Linked DNA regions of Mus musculus: region 1 is linked to region 2. The links are chromatin loops, found by intact Hi-C in ENCODE. Cell type or tissue: heart. All regions are shown on one strand.

Region 1 (5,000 bases), 79 kb before region 2:
AAGTCTTCTGGTCCTCACTATATTGCTTTTTTCATGATCCTTCTTACAATTTAGGAGAACCCTGGAGAGCAGGTTTCTGTCACTCTGTATGGACCTCCTCTGTCTGTTGATACTCCCTGGCACCTTGGCCACACTTGTGTCAGAGCTCATCAGACATTCCATTTTAGGTTTCCTTCCTCCTGGAGAGTGAAGACCTGCCCTTTTCATCCTGAGTTTCTCATGCTTCATACAATAGCTAAGCCCTTATAGGTGTTCAATAATGTAAGCAGATGAAGGAGTAATTAATGAATGAACACAAAAGCATCCCAGAAATAGGACATATACTGTAGACTTTACTATTATGAGGCGTCTAAGCCTAGCTGAACAAAAGGTACAGGCTCATGGGGGCTCTCCAGAATTGAGCTTGATACCTTGATACATGTGTAAAATAAGCTTTACTACCACAGCATATTTGAAAGTATCATAACATTCAAATTACAAATGTGTATTTCTGTGGCTATGAATATTATAAGCTGGGCATGGTGGTGCACGCCTTTAGTCCCAGCACTTGGGAGGCAGAGGCAGGCGGATTTCTGAGGCCAGCCTGGTCTATAGAGTGAGTCCCAGGACAGCCAACGCTACACAGAGAAACCCTGTCTCAAAAAACAAAAACAAAACAAAACAAAACTGAATATTACAAAGATATATAATAGTGATACTAAATATTAAAGCAACTATACTGGGTTATTCTAATCCAGAAACTTTCTTTTCATGGTAATCTCTATTATTCTCCGTGAAAAAAATGACTCTCCTGTAGTCTTATTTTTTTCGAAACCTACTTCATGAAGTTTATTAGAACTAAGAGTTCTTAAATGCTTCAATATCCCTTCTAGCCCACCAACCAAAGGTAGGGGAGAAGAAAGGTTAACAGGAAATGGGGGATGTGGACCTGTTTAGAAGTAGTTCTTTGGGGGCAATTTTAAACATAAGTCGATAGCAGTGTCTTGATCCAGAAGAAACTGTGAGGCTCTGCCAAACTGGCACAAGCCTGGTGCTTTTTTCTCTATAAAGTCACAACAAGCAAAGATCAGAAAAGACCAGCAAAGCATTGCAAGGTGAACTAATGCAAGAGTGTCCTCCGTTTGTGGGGACATTGTGGGGACATGTGTCCTCTCAAGCATCTGCTCCAGCAAAACACTATCTGCTCTTTCACAAGACAGCTTCCTGAAAAACATCACATGACACAACGGAGTCTAGGAGTTTCCACTTCGCCCCTTTTCCCCAAACACTGTCAAAAGCTATCACTACTTACATGGCAAATAATTATTCCTCACAATGACAGGTCATGATTTTGGTCCTTACTCCCCACAGAAAAAACACATAGAATATGGCCAACTTAAGATGTACAGCGTGTGGGGTTGGAGAGATGGCTCAGTGGATAAGAACACTTATTGCTCTTGCAGAAGACCTGGATTCAGTTCCAAATATCAGCATGGCAGCTCACAGCTGTCTGTAATTCCTCAAGTCCCAAGGGATCCAACATCCTCTTCTGGCCTTCAGGGATATAGGCTCATATATCCAGGCAAAGGAAAATACTCATATACATAAAATAGAACAAATAAACCTAAAATATTTTTTAAAAAGAATATTTGAAGTAATTGGAGGTACTGCTCATGTTGGACATCATGTTTTAATCCAAAGACTTCTCATAGTTGGTAAAGTTCTGTCCTTGTTACTAAAATTCCTTCCACAGGAGAGACATAGAGCAACATCTATCCCTTTCAAAGTTCTAAAGATAAACTGAGACACAATTCTGCCAAACGTTATTCTAGAGAACCAATTAATTTACTGGGCTTTCTTAGGTAAGGGGCTACTTACAGGAGTGTGGCCTTCCTCCCCCAGTAGGTTGAATCTACTAGGGATGAGGGCTTCTTTGTAACCACATAGATGGTATCATCCCTGGTCTCTACCAGCTCAGCGCCTGCCCAGACTTGTGCAGCCTTGATAAGCAGTAGGGAGTATCTGGATACTAAGAAGAAAATTTCATGCCCTGCTTGGTGCCTATGGGCTAGTGTGTACAGCTGGATGGTCTTTAGCAAGGGAGCACTCCCCAAGATGGCCATTGCTTGGCTTGGAAGATGGTCAGAGGAGAGTCCTCAGTTGCCTGCTCAGGCACAGCTAGCAAGTTAGGAGCTGGCATGAATCTGCATCAGTCTTCTCCACATCAAAGGGGATTTTTAAAAGCAAGGCTTAGAGGACTTAAGTTTTCTTCCTATTTTTTTTTTATTCACTGTGAAAATGGAAAGGTGTTGTTGTTGATGCTATTGCTAAAGTACCATTATAGGATTAAGAGAGAGAGAAAAAAAGGCAAAGGCTGAGTAATTGTTTATGTAATTATTTATGGCTTATCTAAGATCAAACATTTTTAGGCCCTCTGAAGCAAAAGGGAAGCGGTTGTTTCCTGTACACCAACTTGCTTTGTCACAGTCCACAATTTGAAGACCATAATAAGCAGTAGAGGACATGATGACTTCTCCCCTGGGAGAGGGGTAATTCCTTAAAGATCCTGGACTGAGTTATTTGGTTCTGAAAGGGGCCCAGGTTTCCTTCCCTGTGACCATCATGGTGCCGAAGACACTTAATGGGAGGGAAGCTCTGCTATTTCCAATGCTGGTGGAAGTTCAGTCCTTAGTACAGGAACACTGGGGCTTTGGAGTCTGCAGAGCTGGTGGGAACCAGCCGATTGCTGTAAAGCAGATGTCAGCCCGACGCCACCTCCAGTCTTTCAGGCTGGGTCTTGTGGGAACTGTGTCCTGAGAAAGTGATGAGGGTTAAAGTTCAACAGTGCCTCATGGCCTGGGTTTGAAGTTTAGGGTTTGTAAGGCACCGCCCAGATCCAGAGCAGTGCTCAAAGGATGAGAAACTGAGGGGACAGGAAGGCCAGTGTGACCTCTGCTCACTTTTGCAGTATGCAATTCTGCTCAGCTCTCCAGCCATAGGCCACTCCGCACAAACGACCCTCCCACGGCATATAACCACGTGACCGGGTAGGTTGTGAGAGACCATCCACAGAGCCAATCAGAGCCTCCGTCTCCCGTTCCATTGTGCACCCTTGCCTGGTCTCTGAAGAAACTAGATTTTCTCTGCTCTCTTCAGGGGCTTTCCACACACTTGGCCCTCTGCCTAGAGGACACAATTGCCCCATGCCACTTTGTACTTATTCAGAAATCACTTTTTATGGAATGAGTTTCCAGAGCCATGCTACACCCGCAAGACTGGATTAGATGCTCATCCCCCTAGCACCTTCACGGCTCCGTAGAAATAAAGCATAGTAGTTACTGTTTACCTCAGAAAACCCGGATAAGCTTTCAACCATCTTTATAATTTGTGGAACACTTCAAAAACAATCTTACTCAGAACCAACCGTAATAGAGCAGATGCTTTGAGGAGAAGACGGTGAAGAGGGACGCAATGCCGGATCCCATCTGTGGTACACCTACCCCAACTAAGAAGCACAGGTGGGGAGATGCACGTATCCTTGGGGGAATTTTACTATTTGTCATAGGAGGGGAAACCCAGAGATCTGCATCCGAGGAAAGGTAATAGGATGTTTTATGTAAAGGTTTCACATGTCAATTTTATAATTTTATAAGCCCCCTATACAAATCCTTTAAAAAGCTTTATATATAAACCATATATAAAACCTTTACATATAAAGCCTTTTAAAATTTGTCTACCTTATCTATTAAAATATCATTTCCAGGGCTGACAAGATGGCTCAAGACATAAAAGCGCTTTCCTGTCAAGCCTGAGTTTGATTCCCAGGAGACATATGGTGGAATAAGAACGAGCTCCCACAAACTATCTCCTACCTCCTACCTCCATGCATGTCCTTTTCCAAATAAATTAATACGAAGTATGAATTTCTTAAGGGCAATATCCCTGAACCAAAGAACACGTGGGACGGAACAGGAATGGATGAGTAATGAAGAGATCACACCACACGGACAAGCTGCTTTAGCACTAAAGGGCTAAGAGAACTGGGGCCGCAGACCTGGTTAAAAAACAAGCCTGGAAAAGGAGATTTTTTTTTTTTTTCTCAAAGAACCAAACAAAGGTGGCCAAGAATCTAACTGTAGAGTATTCAGAGCAGGTGCAGAGGCACACAGCAGCACGAGCGATCCCTGCCCAGAGCAGGGCTCGGTTTGAGGCCCAGGATGCACAGCGCGCTGTAAGGGTTTTCCGGAAAGTCAGCAGAAGGGACATTCCAAGCCTGACTTAGTGCTCAGAAGATTCTTATCTGTCTCTGACTTGAGTGGCTTTCTCAGACCAAAGAAAGAACACCAGCAATCTGAAACGAACTTAATTGGCCTGGACAGTGCCAATAGTAACATGCGTTGCCATGGTAGCTAATGCGCACACTCCTCAATCAATAATGCCGCCTTATCTGCCTTCTAAAGAAAGGATAAATGGAAAAAGGAAGGAAGGAAAGCCACCGGTCCTGCAAAGATTCCCATATCCTTGTGCTGTTACCTTTCTGGATTCTGCCCGTTGCCTGAAAAGCTGACAGGTAATTATTTGGTTCCCAAAGAGCAAACAACCCTCACTTGATCACAGGGGCTGCTGGCATCTTACAAGGAAACTTGCGCTCTGTTTGACCGCTGGAAGGTGGAGGGCATTTTGAGTCACCAGAGAGAATTGGGAGAATTATTCAGAGTCCATTCCTGATGACATAGGTAGTAATTACAGAAGAAGAAATGGAAACTCGAAAAGCTCTAAGAAATGAGTGCTGCCTTTAAAGGCGGCGGCGGGGAGGGGGGGGTGATCTTATCATATTTTACGGTGACATTACATGTGGATGCTTTTAAAACTTCTCTGGTGGAAATGATCTGGAATTGGGACTCCACTGAAGATTAAAGGGTTTGGGGCGGGAGAGGGGATGAACTTACGTCTTTGTTTCACTGGTTCGGCTCCAGCCTTTCTCCTTCATAGAAAACAGACACAGGGAAAAAAAGCTCTGA
Region 2 (5,000 bases):
CAGATCTTATAATAAACAAAATAATCTCTCTGGGAAGTCACCTGAGGAGTCTTGTATGGTTTAGTTGTGAAGTGATCAATCCCTCAGAAGGCTGGTGTATTAAAGGGTCAATCCCTTGTCCAGGGCACTACTTGAAAGTGATGAAATGACAAGGATGCTAAGCTCATAGGAGATTATGGCCATAAGGCTCAGGCTGACTGAAGCCTTTAGTTCTAGGTCCACTGCACAAGGATTGGTCAGCAGCCTCCACCTGTGGGGGAGATGAGGCGTTCAGGGCAGAGCTCAGCATTCCCTCATAGACCTGGCCACACGGCTGAGGGGTGTGAATGGGCAATCGGGCACTGGGGCTTAGCTGGAGGTACTAGATCACTGGAGGGGTGACGTGGTCAGTATATTGTCTCCTATCCATTCATTTGTTTGTTCATTCATCTCTCTCTCTCTCTGTCTCCCTTCTTCCTTCCCTACCTCCCTCTCTTCCTCCTTCCCTCTCTGACTCCTGTCTATGAGATGAGTACCTTTGCTCTGCCACATCCTTCTGTCCTGGTGTTTGTGTCTTGCCGTAGATCTGAGAGCAATGACACAAGCTGTTCATGGGCTGCAGCTGGGAAACCATGAACCCAAACAAACTCCTCCTGTCTTAGGTTGGTGTACTGGCTGGCTTTATGTGTCAACTTGACACAGGCTGAAGTTATCACCCAGAAAGGACCTTCAGCTGGGGAAATGCCTCCATGAGATCCAGCTGTAAGGCATTTTCTTAATTAGTGATCAAGGGGGGAGGGCCCCTTGTGGGTGGGACCATCTCTGGGCTGGTAGTCTTGGGTTCTATAAGAAAGCAGGCTGAGCAAGCCAGGGGAAGCAAGCCAGTAATGAACATCCCTCCATGGCCTCTGTATCAGCTCCTGCTTCCTGACCTGCTTGAGTTCCAGTCCTGACTTCCTTTGGTGATGAACAACAACTTGGAAGTGTAAGCTGAATAAACCCTTTCCTCCCCAACTTGCTTCTTGGTCATGATGTTTGTGCAGGAATAAAAACCCTGACTAAGACAGTTGGTTATCCCAGGTATTTGGTTACACACGTGTTACAGCTCAGGGCCTGTAACAAATGAATAATAGCCCAACCCCAGGGTCCCAGTCAGCCTCTTTGGGGAGGTGGAACTTGGATAGTGTGACAGCACTTATCCCATGACACCACAGGAGCTGGGGCAGGGCTTTAGGGAAGTGAGACACCGCTCAGGGGGTGGGAAAGCACAGTCTGGGATGTGGGAAACCTGGAGAGGGTTTGGGGCCCTCAGACCTGTGATGAGGCTGGGACCATGAGGTTCTCTGACTCTTGGACATCCAGGCACACTGAGAGTCACAGAAGAGCCAAGAACTGAGTTGAGAGCTGGAGGGCTGGGTCAGCATCTAGCCCAGACCTGAGGAAGGGGAGCTCTGCCTTGTTCCAGTGGTGATTGTCCTTAGCTTGGTGGAGGCAGGCTGGAAGCGCAGAGAGGCCTTCTACGGGAGAATTAAACTGCAGCTCTGTAGGTGGAGGCCTTCTTGGCTCCCCGCAGCCGGTCTTGATGAAAGACTCAGTCTACGGTTCTAAACTGTTTATTGACTGTTCATGGTGGAAAATTGGATGCATACTTAGCTGTACCCCTTCTCAGGGTGGACACGAGATTAAATACCTTTTGCAGGGAGAAATGTCTGGGAAGGGAAGTTTATTGGCTAAGCCCTCCAGGCCTCTAGGTACCTCATTAGCATGGAGAACTATGTGACCTATGGTGGGGAATATGGCACGTGTTCCAGGCCAGGAATTTGGCAGGGAGCTAGAAGTCGCCTAAGTCTCAGATGTGTGCCTACCAAGTTTCCGGGTCTCAACCTGCTCTACCTTACCAAGCTTCTGGGCATGCTTTTACCATCCCACAGGCCCCTCCCCATCCCCCCAAGAGGTACCAGGTCACCTAGGATGAAGTAGCCATGAGGACAGTGTCCCCAAGGGCCCATGTTATGCTGCTGGCCCAGGCAGGGCAGGGGAGGGGCTGGACTGTATTCCACCCCTCCCTGATAGAGGCAGGCAGGAGCTTGTGTAGTCCGCCCCGTGTGGGTCCAGGGTCCTACCCCACGTGTTTTCCCTTTCCTCACAGAGCTGCTTCCTTGGCAGCTCCGAGGAGGAAACCCCTGAGTAAACAGAGAACGCAATGTCGGCCCTGAGGTCTCTCCGAGCTGCACCCCAGGGACACAGCCCGGGGTCAGGCCTACATCCGGTCCTCATCCAGTCTCCAGTCAACCGCCGTGTTGTCTCCCTGGCATATTTCTTCTGACTGCATTTGCTCAGTCCTTGAAGGAAAAGCCGATGTCTTCAAACAGCAGAGCAGAGGAATTCTGAGGCAGATGTCCACCAAAGGCCAGAGCCCTCTGCCCTCCCTGCCGGAGAGGCCCTCCGCAGCCACGGAACAATGGCTGCAGTCACTCAGAGCACCCCACAGACTTCCAGGTTGGCTCCTTTTCAGCATCTGTGCTATTCAGAAGCCTCATTTTGTGTGATGGGTGTGGAGGAAACCAGAAGTAGCTGGCAGGAGACCCCCTAGACAGAAATGCTATTACCCTCTTTTTATAGATAGGGAAGTAAAGGTTTGGAGGTCACATAGCTAAGAACTGGTATTTAACCATTACCCTCTGTCCATATCAGGCTATTTAGGGTGCGTGGGGCTGGACCACAGACCAGGTCTACCAGCTGGAAAGCAAAGGCACTCTAACGATTCCCAAGTTCAAGGGCTTGTTTAAGAAATACTTGGCTTCTCTTTAGGAGCGGATCAAAGAAAGTAGTTTTTGGAAATATCAAAACACCACATCCTTTGACACTATTATTGCTGCTATTTTTAGTCCACATACCTAAGACTCAGTAGCAGTCTCTCCCATTTACAAGTTCATTCATAGGCAATTTATTCAATCTCTCACACGCCTCAAGTTTCCCATCCATGAAATGGGAAGAATATGAGCCCCTCTATCACAGGACGGTTAGGATTAACTCTTGAGTTATCATGCAAGCCTCTATATGGTGCCGAGCACTGTGTATCATAGATGATATCACTATCTGCATCCTTAGCCAGGTCTGCCACCTCCCCCCATCTCTCTTACTCTTTGTTTTTGTTTTTACCATTAATGACACCTTTATTTCAGAGCTCATTGCTTCAGACATGGGTGGGAATTGTGACTTCTTATTGCTGAGTCTCCTTTTAAAAGTCTTATTTTTTTATTATTATTTTATGCATACAAGTGTTTGCTTGCCTGCATGCATGGAAGTTTACCACATGTATACAGAGACCACAGAGGTCAGAGAAGGTGCCAGACTCCCTGGAACTGGGGTTTACATAGTTGTGAGCCATTTTGCGGGTCCTGGGAACCGAATCCAGACACTCTGTAAGAGCAACAAATGTTCTTTACTACTGATCTGCCACTACAAACCCTCATTGCTGAGACTTCAGGGCTCTTGTACGGGGCTTGGCACACAGCAGATGTGTAAAACACACACACATACACACACACACACACACACATACACACAAATATTAAAATGGTGCTTATTCTAAGAATAAGGCATTCAGGTTAATCACAAAGGTTATCTGGTTTTTATAAGATTTAAAAATCTGTATCCCTCCCACCTCATGCATCCTTGGGGATGATAAACAAGCACAAGGGTGCATCAGGATGAAGTTAAAAGAGCCATGAAGTGCTAGACACGTGACCATTCCCAAGAAGTAAATTCATGAGCATTGCCCAAAATCAATGGTTCTCAACCTGTGGGTCACGACCATTGGAAAACACACACTTATGATGGTCTTAAGAACTGAGACAGCTCAGTAGGAAATTACAGTTATAAAGTAGCAACAAAAATAAATTTATGATTGGGGGTCTGTAAGACCAATAGGGAATATGTGTTTTCCAAGTGGTCACACCCCACAGCCTGAGGACCACTGCCCTACCTGAAAATTTGTCAAGCAATCCCCATTGAGGGGAATGTTTAAAATTGAACATTTCAAAGACATATCCTCAAAATCAGAACATGATTAGCAACTGAGCACATACTGCATGCCGGGCACTGGGCCTACAAGGAGGTGTTTGGACAGACATGCTGCCTCTCATGGGGAGCACTGTTGTCTTAGAGAAGCAAAGACAGATGATTCTTAGGCAACATGTAGAGAGGTCCTCAGCGGCACACCTAGCGTCTTCACACTGCAGAAGAGGAGCCCCATCTGCAAGTGTGAGGGTTTTACAGTCGTCAGGGAGATTGGTCTAGATACGTTTTGACCTTCTCTCTTGAGCAGCCATGTTGATAGACACCAAGGATGACCACACACTTGGCTGAGCCACCCTACTGGGTGAGCAAGCATTGCCCCTGTTGAGGCATGGACAGGGCACTTCCTCTAATGTCAGCCAACAATCTTCTGCTCAGACAAAGCCAGGGCTGGCCCGACTGTCACAGGCCTCCCAGCAGCCCACAAACCCTCCCCACCGGTTCTATAAATAATAACTGGATGGCTTTAGTTCACCTTGACATGCTCAGTGCCCCCGGGGGAGGAGCATTAGTCTGCTGTGTTTGATGATTTCCTTCCTTCCACCCAGGCCTGGACGCCCTTCTGGTCATCATGGATTTGCTTCTGGTTGGGACTGGAAAGCTACTCCATACTTAGGCCATTGTTCAACATAAAGGAGATGGGTGGCCACTGGAACTATGGGTAATAATCTTTCTCGTGGAGATAAATAAGGGAGCCTGGGCGATAGACCAAGGTTCTCCTCTCTAAGGACAAATACTCCCGCTCTGGCCCCTCTAGGTAAATGTGGCTGCTGCCATGTGTGTCTCCTGCCCTAAGCAGGCCACCCAGCACTGCCAGGAACTCACCGAAGGGAACTAAAGCCAGCTATTCCATCTCAGGCTCTTGTGTTCTCAAGTCATTTCCTCCAGGCAGCCCTTGGGCTCTGAAGGGCTGTGCAGAGTGATCCCTTGGTCTGTCCCAG

What was found. Peaks named below come from ENCODE experiments on the same cell type or tissue, not always from the same donor. Only the 100,000 strongest peaks of a DNase experiment are listed, where the experiment ranks them.
Region 1: it touches region 2 in a loop (6-fold over the local background); 5 of 42 quality-filtered maps call a loop at or near these places.

What each region holds. Positions count from the first base shown.
Region 1 is chr2:71,749,560-71,754,559 of GRCm38, reverse strand. Gm17250 (a long non-coding RNA gene) reads left to right here and starts at 4,055. Exons shown (of 5, transcript XR_866415.1): 1 at 4,055-4,549. In heart, no CTCF peak of the experiment used is centred here; DNase peaks (open chromatin) are centred at 2,579 and 3,099; H3K27ac peaks cover 1,545 bases.
Region 2 is chr2:71,670,588-71,675,587 of GRCm38, reverse strand. No RefSeq gene overlaps it. Among named protein-coding and RNA genes, the nearest start is that of Gm36909, 17 kb to the right of the region's middle. In heart, no CTCF peak of the experiment used is centred here; DNase peaks (open chromatin) are centred at 2,177, 4,507 and 4,997; H3K27ac peaks cover 3,286 bases.